3 separate regions of the Mus musculus genome follow, and regions 1 and 3 are each linked to region 2. A link is a loop called in an ENCODE intact Hi-C map of the cell type or tissue named here. Cell type or tissue: heart. All regions are shown on one strand.

Region 1 (4,000 bases), 190 kb before region 2:
CCAGCCTTGAATGATTACAAAGAAAAACTGGTGGGTTTTGATTCAGATTCCCAAGAGAAGCTTGGCACGGCAGCTCACATCGGCAGCCCTATTACTTGAGAGGTGGGGGCAGAAGAGTCAGGACTTCAAAACCAACATTACTTACATAGAGGGTTAGAGAAAGAAAAGGAAACTTTCATTGGCCTCTCTGTAGACTGTGCTATCCCCTGCCAATCTTGCTCTTTGGGAGTCCTTCCTCTGCGGTTGTCAACCATGAGTGTCAGAATGTGGCTGACACACACCCAGTGGAGGCTTTAGGAAATGTGTGGGTTAACTAGAGGGGAAGGAAGGAAGGAAGGAAGGAAGGAAGGAAGGAAGGGAGGGAGGGAGGGAGGGAGGGAGGGAGGGAGGGAGAGAGAGAGAAAGGAAAGTTTGGGAGTGAAAAGAAGTCTTGATCTAATACCACATTTTCATATTCAAGAAGGGATAGAAGGCAGAAGATAGCCCCGAGACTGACTTCTCTCGTGTCGGATTTGCATAGTTGAGCCCTGACCTCAGTCAAGTGGCACAAGATAGCAAGGTGTAGCAGAGAGGAGCTGTAGGGGATGGTGAAATGATCCACTCGAGGTAGTTATTGACAACCACACTGATTAAGCCACTTAAAATTTTTAGTCCTTTTTTAAATGGCTAGACCAAGAGCGGGTTTGTACCTCTGAAAAGTCTCTTGTTTTCAAAGCTCAGGAGACCAGCATTTTAAAAGGTAAAGCACAATGACATCCGTCTCGGAGGCTCAGGGTGCGAGGTTATATTGGGTGAAGAGTTTGGGTGACCCAGTAACATCTGCGTTCTTTGTAAAGCTCAGCTGTATTTTCCAGATGCTACATGGTACGCTTGGACCATGGTCAAGGCCATGCATTGACAGTCTCAAAAGTGTTGCTGCCAAGGCGAATGTGGCTATATGGGGGTGGAAGGCTGAGAAGTGACCAAACAGACACAAAATAAAGTTAAGACAGGATGACATTACCTCAGTCACTTCACCGGAAAGGAGACTTGCAGCCACGCCTAGTCCGATGTATCCCGAGCAGGTTCTGTGGGCTGAATTTGCTGTACTAGGGGATTTTGCTGATGTTATCTTAGATCTCATCTTAGAGGGATTACAGGCTACTCTTGATCTCTGACATACCCTCTGGTTCTAAAGATGGAACTTGGAGCAAAAGCACATGATGAGGCTCCAGGGTCCAGGATCGACTCTCTAGGCATGCTGCTACAGTTTGGGTAAAGGTTTAGAGTGGTGACTGCTCCTGCTTTCGAAGATAGCCTGGGAATAGACTCAAGCTTTACCAGCTGCCGCTAGAAGATGGAAAAGTCTAGAAGCAGATCCTTCTCTGGTCTGTTCAGGGAAAGGCCTCTGCTGACATCACAATTTCAGATCTGGATATCTGGAAGCATAAGGTGATAAACTAACAATACTCCAAACCACAAACCTACAGTGGCTCTCTATGGAGGCAGAGGGAAATTAATACCTGAGACTCTTGGTTTCTTTAGTGAAGGGAGAGAGAGACAGAGACAAAGAGAGACAGAGACAGAGAGACAGAAACAGAGAGACAGAGAGAGATAGAGACAGAGACACAAAGAGAGAGATAGAGACAGAGACAGAGAGACAGAGACACAAAGAGACACAGAGAGAGGCACGCAGATGTCTATGGAGACCAGAAGAGGGCGCCTGATCTCCTGAAGCTGGAGTTACAGGCCATTGTAAGCTGCCCCATATCAGGTGGTGGAAACCAAACTGCAGCCTTCTGCAGGAGAAACTCAGCCAACTCTCCAGCTCCCACCATCTCCATTTAGTCTATGTTAATAAATCATGGCCGCTGACAAGAGAGAGAGAGAGAGAGTCCTTTGTGCTGAACACAGCTCCTCATTCTTGGTGTGTATTTTAACTTCTGTGAGCACCAGCATAATCCTTAGGTAACAGCTCTCATACGTATCACCGTTTTACAGGTGGAGAAACTGAGGCCAGGATGCTATTGTTTTGTGGCTGCTAAGTTAGCTGCTGAGAGTTTACACTGGACATGCCAGGGCTGACATCCAGGGACTGTGTCAACTACATCCTAAAATGGCATCCCATTTTAGCCCAACAGCTCCAAGGGTCAACAGCTATTCTCATCTTAAGTTAAAGAAAACTTGGTACAGAGCCTGTGCTACACCTGTTCCCTGTCTCTGCCCCTCTGTTGTTTCCTCATATCTCTTCCCTGCTAGGCACCATTGTTGCCAGAGCATCTGAGATCACCTCCCCGGGAGGTGCTCAAGAGGTTATGCACTAGTCTGGAGGGAAGGATACCGCTCAGAAAACCCCTTCTTTCCCAGGAGACAGGGAATGGTAAACTTGCATGCTGGGTGGACTTCTTGGTGATGCACCTATTGGAGGGCCTCATGCTCTTGAAGGTAATCTCTCACCCTCACCCCTGTAGGTTACCCCTCACTCACCTCCTGTAGGTACACTGAGTTTGATCCCCATCACCCATGGAAAAGCAGGGCAATGGGGAGACTGGAGAAAGCTGGAGAAGCTTGGAGCTTACTGGTCAGCCAGCCTATGCCTTTCAGCAATTCCAAGTCCCAGTGAGAGACCAGTCTCAAACAAACAAAGCAACATGGACAAATGACCTCCACATACACATGTGTGAGCATGCGTGTGTGTGTGTGTGTGTGTGTGTGTGTGTGTGTGTGCGCGCACACACACACACACACACACACACACACACACACACACACAAGGCTAAAGAGGTAGCTCAGAGAGAGAGAGCATTTTCCTCTTATATGCATAGCCCTGGATTCTCTGGCCAGCACTGCAGCAACAACAAATTTCAGTGTGAATGGACTCTTAAGTAGCGAGAAAAAGAAGAGTGAGAAGGTTCAAATACCCATATCGAGGGCAACTCTTCAGAATCTGGAGATGTGGCTCAGCTGTTAAGAGCACTGGCTGCTCTTGTATAGGACCCAGGTTCGTTCTCAACACCAGCGTGGTGGCTCACAACCATCTATAACCCCACCGAGTTGAGTTCGCATAATCCATGTATTCACTCAGCAACTATTTACTGCCCACCTACCAAGTGCCACGACTATTTCTAGGTCTTCAGAACTCTGTAGTCAATAACTTGAGTGGTTGAGTGTGAGGTGTAGTAGGGTCCCAGGAGCGAGGCCAGCCTGCAGTTGCAGTCTGCAGATCAGGTATTCCCATTTCAAGTCACTCCTGTGCCAGCAGACTCACCTGCCCTCCCCCAGCCGCTGTTGGCTCCTCTGACGCACAGCAGACAGAGGAGCTCAGGGATCGGGCTCTGCTCGAATAAATTACCACGCCACAGTGTTCATGCATAAAACATGGTACAGAAGACTGAGAGAGGCTGGGCCCCAGGGAGCTCAGCCCAGCACCCGCCTTGGGGCCAGTCGGGAGTTAAAGGAAGGGAAGTAAAGGAAAGCTAGAGATAAAATAAGCCAACGGAAACCCCAGACATTAAAAAAGAGAGAAGGGGGGAGAGCAGCTTTAAAAAAAAAAAAATTTTGTCATTTTTATGCGTCTGGACCGACTTCCGGATTTGCTGTGAGACCTTTGGTGGCGTGGTCATGAGGTCTTAGGCCGCTGTTTGGGGACCATGGTGTTGCCTTCGCGATTGCACTGGATCAGAAACAGGCCATGGAGGGACAGGATCCGGAGGCGGCGGCTCCACCGTGAGTGTTCCCAGAGGAATGGCCCACACTTTTGTCCCCACCCGATTTGCTCTACACACTTGTCCTCTTGGGTTTTTCTCTTCTCGCATCCCTTGTTCTTCTTGTACCTACTTCCAGGGAACTTCCTCTTTCCCAGTCCGGCCTCTCTCTTCCGTTTCCACAGCCTCATCCCTGTTAGAAGTAACTAGATACAGCTTGCGCAAAGTGGCCGGCAGGGGAGGGCCTCTTTACTCCCCCCGTCTAGATGGGAAAACATACATTGTTTGTGGTGTGTGAACTGATGAGTACAAGAATG
Region 2 (4,000 bases):
ACAACTACATGAAGGCTCACAACCATCTGTTCAGCAACTATGTACTCAAATACATAGAAATAAATAAATAAATAAATCTTTAAAAAAGAAAAAGAGACAGAGAGAGAAGGAAAGAAAGGCAAGAAGGAGAGAAGGAAGGAAAGAAGAGGAAGGAAGGAAGAGGAACAGAGGGACAGACAGAAAGAAGAAAAGAAAAAATAAAAAATGTTAAGTGAAGGTTCCCACTGAGGAAAGGATGGGGGGGGGGGGTGCAGAGAGCGTCCTGAATAACCTCTGGCTAGAACAACTAAACTGAAAGTCCCTCCTGAAGGCGGGGATGCTGCCCAAAGCTGTCGGGGGGGGGGGGGGGTGCTGTGATCTCTGTGCTCTGTAAAAGTGCTGTGGGGAGCTGTTGAGGCCAGATTCCAAAAACCTGTAAGGACCCAGCTGGATTCAGGACCCCAAATCAGAAAAGAAGCTAAGAACTGCGTGTCTTACAGAAAACTGCTTTTCTTCCCAACGATGACCTCATTCAAATGAGTTCCAGGAGGACACATGTCCAGAGGTCAGTGCTAGCTGGTCACCATGGCCTTTAGGATGAACTGGGAAACCTGCCCAGGAAGCAGGAAGGCCAGTACTAAGACACAGTCCGAGGTACACTCTTAGGAAGGTCATGGCAAAACTGGGAAACAATGGAGTACTTCTATGACCAGAACCGTGTCTGAGCAAAGGCAGCCAGTGGCACGGGGAGCCAGGTGAGCAGCTGTGTGGCTGTAGGTAGCTGGGAGGCTCTATAGCTGTGTAGCTGTAGATAGCTATGAGGTTGTATCTGCAACCTTTCTCCACTGTGATAAATTCTCTGAAAGAAACAACTTAAGAGGAAAACGATCCGTGGCGGCTTAAGATTTGGAGGAGTTTAGTCCACTATGGGAAGGGGAGCTATGGTAGTCGGAGAGGCCGGCAGCTGAGGCAGGGGTTAGAGTGGATCAGGAAGCCAGACACAGGCTGGAAGCAAAGCAGAGTTATAAACCTCAAGAACACACTCTCCAGTGTCTGATTCCTCCAGCTAGGCCCTAACTCTTAAAGACTCCATAACCTCCCACAACAGAGCTACCCAGCTGGTGGCCAAATGTTCAACCATGAGCGGGGGCATCATTTATCCACAGTCACACTGGGGGCAGCACCCTGTCCTCCATTCAGGCTGTGGAAGAGCTGTTGGATCATTAACACAGGAGCAAGGTAAAAGATCAAAAGAGACCCACCTGAGGGAACCCAGGGATGATTTCTGAGTGGCCATCATGAAAACCTAGCTGATACAACAGTTACCACCAAGCAGCTGAGAAAACACTGGGCTTTTCGCAGCTGTAGAAATGCCAGCAGGGCCTTGGGCCAGAATTTGCAGAACCTAGCCAGGCCCCAAAGTCCACGATAGCTGGTGCTCCAGCAGAAGTGCTCCCCCCGCCTGGGGAGCTTCGGCTGGAACTGGCTCCTCCTACCTGCTGCCATTCTGCTGTTATCACTGTCACCAGAGGCTGGAGATGCCTTATAAGGAATGTCAATAAGGTGTGTTCATTCCATGGACAGTGAGACCCAAAACTCATCACGACCCCAGCCCTCCTCCTCCCGTGATAAGAAATTTCTGGTGATTTTGAGAAGGGAGATCGTCAAAGAGTCCCCCCACCCTTCTCAACGTATCCATCATGGTACATAGTCAGCTTCCCTGAAGCGGGGTCCCTATTGTCACCTCAACATGTAACCAGCTAGTGGATTAACCAGGAGCTGATAATTTGTAGGTATTCAAAGGGTAAATAGGGTTTTCTTAGAATTAGCACATTGGGCTTCAGATTCATAAAAGCCAGCCAGCAGTGCTTTCTTTCCGATGTGTTTTTGTGGAGGTGGGGGAAAAAAGCCTAAATGCTCCAGAATTATTCATGAAAATCGCTTCCTCCAATCCTGCTTTTATTACAGTGGGTCCTCCTAAGTGGCTCATTAGCTTCTAATTGTTAGCGAGAGCTGCTCCTAAATGCATGGGCTCGCCAACTAAAAGGCATGCCAAGTTGGTGAGCTGCTGCCATCTAGTGTCGAAAGATGGTAAGAGGTGAGCCCATTTTGAAGCTTCCCTGGATTCGTCTTATTCATCACCATGCCCATGGGTCAATGGGAAGCAGATTTGTCCATTTGAGATAAATTGAGCCATTCACTGAAGGTAAAACACACAGTGTGACATCATCCTTGTTATGTCTACGTGAGTAAAATCTTGTTTGCTAGAAACACAACCCAGGGCAGGGAAGACAGCATAAAGCGAGCAAAAGGATATGGGTTTGGATCTGCAGAGCCCACATAAAAAGCTGGGCATCGGGTCATGTGATTATAATCCCAACTTGGCCTCTGATGGAAAAGGGACTTGAGATGGGTAGTAGGTCCCTGTGCTTTCTGGCCAGCCAATCTAACCAAACAGCAACCTCCAGGTTCAGTAAGAGATCCCATCTCAAAAAGGAAAAAAAAAAAAAAAAAAAAAAAAAAAGGGTCTATGAAGCATCCGCAAACATAGGCATACATATGCCTGTGTATACATGCACAAGCACGTACAAGCACAGGAGAAACTTGCCCCAGGACTCAAAGGTTAGAAATAGAAAACGTCTGTGCTGATTTTTTCACTGCAATTATGTCATAGTTTTTTTTTTTTAGTGAGAAATTCTAAAATGTAAATTAATATTTTCACCCTCACACAGTGGGCTTTTGGTAAATATCAATAGGAAGGTGGAAAGGGTAATGGAAGCTGGGACTCTGGAGCTGTCCCAGGGCGGCGGCCGTGTATTCTGACAAGGTGTTGCTGCTGAAGCGGTAGGCTCAAGTTGACCTGCAGATGACACAGGGGAAGAAAAGGCACCTTGTGCTAACTGGATCTGTCAATCAACGCAGGCTAGAGTCACCTGAGAGGAGGGCGCCTCATTTGAGAAAATGCCTCCATAAGATCCAGCCATAGAACATTTTCTTAATTTGTGATGATGGGGAAGGGCCCAGCCCATCGTGGGTGGTGCCATCCCTGGACTGGGAGTCCTGGGTGCTATAAGAGAGCAGGCTGAGAAAGCCAATAAGCAGAAACCCTCCATAGCCTCCATGACCTTCGTATCAGCTCCTGACTCTAGGTTCCTGCCCTGTTTGGGCTCCTGTCCTGACTTCCGTTCACTGATGAATCGTGACAGTGACGCTTCAGCTAAATAATCGCTTTCCTCCCCAAGTTGCTTTGGTCATGGTGTTTCATCGCAGCATTAATCATCCTAAGACACACTTCTTCTTTTGAAGGAACAGGCTATTGGCAGTTTGTTGATTGGATTTAGTTTGTTTTCTTTTCTTTATTTATATTTATTTTTATGTGCAGTTGAGTTCTGTCTCTGTCAGATCCTGGAGCTGCAGACAGTTGTGAGCTGCCACGTGGGTGCTGGGAATTGAACCCAGGCACTCTAGAAGAACAGTCGGTGCTCACAATTGCTTAACCATCTTTCTAGCCCCTGGGTTTGTTTTCTTAATCACCAGTGTGGGGTACATGACAGTCTACTTCTAGCAAGTTCATAAGCATCAACAGTGGCATCACTGTGCTATATAAGTAGAATGAGAGAAACAGGAATGAGTGTGCTGCAGACAAGTGACAGGTGTGGGGACAAGGACTCACAGGAAGGTATCTAGTGTCACAGATCTTGGGAGACAGGAAAACCAAGAGGCCAGTTTATTTGCATGGGAATATTTTGGTCAGTGAAAGAATAGGTCTTTTTGGTCCTGCTGCCCTGATCCTGAAATCTGCCAAAGGTACACAGAGTTCTCACCACCCAACAGACTCCCCTTGAAACCTCCTCCCACCACCCTAAGGGGCATGTCCTGCTAGCTGTATATCCCCACAAAGGCTATTCTCTGAAGATGCTCCTACACCTGTTACATTATTACATGAGTTTTTAACCCATGACAAATTGTGTCTCTAAAGAAGGGAAATGTGTTCTGCAACTCACAGAACGATCTCTTGTTT
Region 3 (4,000 bases), 350 kb before region 2:
CTTTGTCTGAATAATGCTGTCCTTTGACATGCAGAATCTTTTCAGTTTCACAAGGTCCAATTAATTAATTGTGGATCTTAGTGACCATGTTAATAGTGTTCTGTTCAGAAAGTCTTTTTCTGTGCCAAAGAGTTCAGGGCTATTTCCCACTTTCTCTTCTATCAGGTTCAGTGTATTTGATTTTATGTTGAAGCCTTTGATCCATTTGGAGTTGAGTTTTGTGTGAGGTGACAGGTATGGATCTATTTGGATCTTCTAGATGCGGCTGCCCAGGTTAACTAGCACCATTTGTTGAAGATGCTGTTTATTTTGTCTCCATTGTGTATTTCTGGACTTCTTTATAGGTGAACACATGAATTCTTTAATAGCACAAGTTGTCTTTGAGTTTCAGCATAGACTTTCTAAGCACTACTATGTACTAGCAACCTGATTTCCCTTTAGTAATCTGAATCTGTCATCCCGGCGACTTGTCATTGTCTTTCTGTGCCCTTCACTTCAGTAGTAGGAGGAAACCCAATAGTTGTTGTTGGCACTCCTGGCCTCCAACCAGCAGAACTCAGCATCATGGAAGGAGATGAAGAATCCTGCAACTGTTAGATAAGAGAATGAGCAGAATTATCCTCCTCTAGAAAGCCAGACTGGCAGGAGGAATGACATCATACATTGCCTGTCATATACGTTTACTAGTGGCTGTCTGTGAGAGCATATTCTTCTAGACTATTATACCCTAACTGGTACATTTAAAACTTGAGTTTTGGTTAGCCCATTCCTAGCCTGTTACCTGGGATCCCCTTGTTTTCTAGGACATGGGTCAATCCAGTGAGATTGAGCAGGTGTCGTGGCACACACCTGTGGTCCTAGCAGTTGGGAGAAGCTGTCTTGGCACACACCTGTAGTCCTAGTAGTTGGGAGAAGCTGTCGTGGCACACACCTGTGGTCCTAGCAGTTGGGAGAAGCTGTCGTGGCACACACCTGCAGTCCTAGCAGTTGGGAGAAGCTGTCGTGGCACACACCTGTGGTCCTAGCAGTTGGGAGAAGAAGGAGAATTGAGAGTTCAAAGTGATTCTTGGCTACATAGCAAGTTGGAGGCCAACCTAAACTATGTGAGCCCTGCATCAAAGTGAACCCTGCCTCAAAACAGTGCTGATAAAAACCAGTGCACTCCACAAGGATGTGCTGTGAAGCAAAAATCCATGGACTACCACGAAGATTGTATTACCATGGTGTCACCGTGACAAAATATCTGACAGAGGAAACTTAAGGAAGGGCTTATTGGGGTTCGTTCATCCTTTGAGGGTATAGTCCATCATGATGGTGAAGGCATGGTAGCAAGAGAGAAAAAGAGTGGGGGGAGGGGGATGGTGGTACTCAAATCACTTTTACTCTCTCCAGAATCTCAGCCCATGAGAGTACAACCCAAGTTCAACGTAAATCTTTCCTTGCAGTTAAACCTCTCTGAGAATGCTTACACACACACACACACACACACACACACACACCTCAGTTTGTTTCCTAGATGACTGTAGATCCATTGAGTTGACAATGGTGAGGAAGCAACACAGGATAGTGGTGTTGTGTGATACGTCCCAACTCTGAGAGCAGATCCAAATTTGGACTAGAATTAATTTTGATGAGGAAGAAACACTCCCCTTTCTGTGGTACAAGAGTCCCATTATAATCTGGGCTGCCACTAGGTGGCAATGGTTCTGTACTAAGGACTCAGCTGACCTCTGTTCTTGACATATGGGTCATCTGATCATTCTTTAAAGAGGGGAGTCACGCTAGCCACCTCAGCCACTAGTACCCCTTTGTATTTAAGGGGGAAAGGCTGATGTAGAGAATGGCCCCTTGTTCATCAGCAGTGGCTGTCTTTTGGGAAGTGTATTAGTTATTTTTTCGCCTCTGTGATTAACAACTCAACAGCACAAGGGTTTATTTTGGTTCCAGGTTTGAGGTTTATAGTAGCAGGAAAGGCAAAATGGCAGAATTGTCTTTGGTGAGGGTGCCATGTAGAGCTTGATACAACTGTGTGCCCACATCTGGGCAGATCAGGAAGCAGAGAGTTGGGTGGACTTCTGCTTAGTTTCCTTCCTCCTCTTCAATTTTAGCTCATGGGGTGGAGTCATTCACATGCAGGGCGGGTCTTCTTGTCTCTGTAATCTTTGGACAAGCTCTCACAAATGTTCCCAGAAGTAAGTCTCCCAGGGTATTCTAAGGTCAGTCAAGCTGACAACAAAGATGAATTACTTAGAATCCAGATACACACTGGCTGTGAGTTTCCTAATACTGTTCTCCATCCAAGAGTAGACGTGTTCCTACTGAAACACGTCAGAAACAAGGCAAGCATGCCAGCAATCAACAGTGGGGCCCCAAAGGGGGAGAGAAAATGTCTTCTCTCAGAAGCCTTGAACCTGCCTGCCAGAACCATTTGCGAGAAAAGGAAGGGTGAAGCCTTTTTCCACTTCCTGAGTTCCCATCTGTCAATGTTCATGGAGTGTTAACCTCTCCTCCTTTTGTGTTGTTTGTGTGATGTTGCTGAGCCAATCCTCAGGGCACAGATGCACCATCAGATGGCACCTGAATGAGATTGGGTAAAGAAGTCAGAAGTGCTGAAGAGCTCCCAGCATAGAGTGTACACCAGGACAGGGGTTGCACCTTAGTGGCAGAGAACTTGTTTATCAAGAGCAAGGTCATAGTCTCAATTCCTAAAACTGCAAATAAGCATTATTGTCAGACAGCTGTAAGAGAGAAAATACTGTCTGATTTGCATAAATATGATTATTTATATAGAAAATCAAAGGGATATCACAATGTAAAGTAATTGATAAGATTGCAACAACCTTTCCAGACTGAAAAATATATGAAGTCCACACTGTATCTGCAAACTCTTTAGAAAAAGCATTAGAGCTGGGCCATGGTGGTGCATGCCTTTAATCCCAGCACTCAGGAGGCAGAGGCAGATCTCTGTGAGTTCAAGTCCAGCCTGGTCTGCAGAGTGAGTCCTAGGAAAGCCAAGGCTACACTGAGAAACCAAAGGAAAGAGAAAGGGGTCAGGGAGGGAGATAAAAGGCAATAGAAAAAAATTCCTGTGTCTGAAACAAAGATGTTAAAATATGATAAAATTCAATGGAGACTTAGAGCTGTTTGCGATGGTGGTTTCTCCGTTCTCTGTGTGTAGTACATTATTTTGTTGTTGTTGTTATTTACGTATATGGGGGAGTATATGTATACTTGTATGTTCAGATACCTTTGGAGCATCAAATCCCTTGGAGCTAGAGGTATAGGCATTTGTGAGCTGCCAGATGTGGGTGCTGGAATCTAAATTCTGGTCCTCATGACATAATAGCATCTTAACCACTGGGCCATCTCTCATTAGTATCCATAAAAAGTGCTTTTGTAAAGGGTATTTTTAAAGGCTTATTTTATTTTTACTTATGCATATACGTATATCTGTGTGGGGTATACGCATATGCCCAAGGAGGCTCATTATTGGGCTCCCCTGGATCCAGAATGACAGGTGACAGTAAGCTCCCAACCTGAATGCTGGGAACTGAACTCCACCCAGTCTTCTGCAAGAGCAGAATACACAGTTAACTACTAAGTGCTCTCTCCAGCCATATAAAACCATTTTTAAGCAATTAAGCTAGAATTTAATATGAATCAATCAGCATCCTGACTTTATTTTCTGTGGGAACTTTAGCTTTGCTCTCCCTTGGATTGTTGCCCTTGTTATCTGGTCAGTGTTTATGGTTCTAACAGGACTGCCAATAGCACTGGGAACTCTCCTGGAAACAAACCAAATACTCAATGAAAGGGAGTCACAAATGGAAGACTAGATACCTATTTCAGTGTTGTGCCTGACTTGTGAATCCTAAAAGGCCACCAAGGAGTCAATTCTGATGCAATCCCAGTAGGGTCTCAAGCTTGAGCCACACAGCTGTCTCTGACACAGCAGAAATGGAGGGTGAAGCCTCAAGCTCTCACCAGGACAAGGTTTTAT

What was found. A loop is a pair of places that touch in the nucleus more often than their neighbours do. Peaks named below come from ENCODE experiments on the same cell type or tissue, not always from the same donor. Only the 100,000 strongest peaks of a DNase experiment are listed, where the experiment ranks them.
Region 1: it touches region 2 in a loop (7-fold over the local background); 32 of 42 quality-filtered maps call a loop at or near these places.
Region 3: it touches region 2 in a loop (6-fold over the local background); 19 of 42 quality-filtered maps call a loop at or near these places.

Annotation. Positions count from the first base shown.
Region 1 is chr13:24,497,983-24,501,982 of GRCm38, forward strand. It overlaps a transcript of Ripor2 not described here. Among named protein-coding and RNA genes, the nearest start is that of Gm22013, 13 kb to the left of the region's middle. In heart, a CTCF peak has its summit at 1,681 (motif pointing right); no DNase peak of the experiment used is centred here; H3K27ac peaks cover 891 bases; H3K27me3 peaks cover 419 bases.
Region 2 is chr13:24,685,462-24,689,461 of GRCm38, forward strand. The region is part of intron 8 of Ripor2 (RHO family interacting cell polarization regulator 2); the gene reads left to right. Among named protein-coding and RNA genes, the nearest start is that of Ripor2, 49 kb to the left of the region's middle. In heart, a CTCF peak has its summit at 2,063 (motif pointing left); a DNase peak (open chromatin) is centred at 2,040; H3K27ac peaks cover 811 bases.
Region 3 is chr13:24,336,362-24,340,361 of GRCm38, forward strand. The region is part of intron 1 of Cmah (cytidine monophospho-N-acetylneuraminic acid hydroxylase); the gene reads left to right. It overlaps Gm11342 (predicted gene 11342), which reads right to left. Exons shown (of 4, transcript NR_167750.1): 3 at 891-1,021; 4 at 338-590. Among named protein-coding and RNA genes, the nearest start is that of Cmah, 11 kb to the left of the region's middle. In heart, a CTCF peak has its summit at 1,687 (motif pointing right); a DNase peak (open chromatin) is centred at 2,130.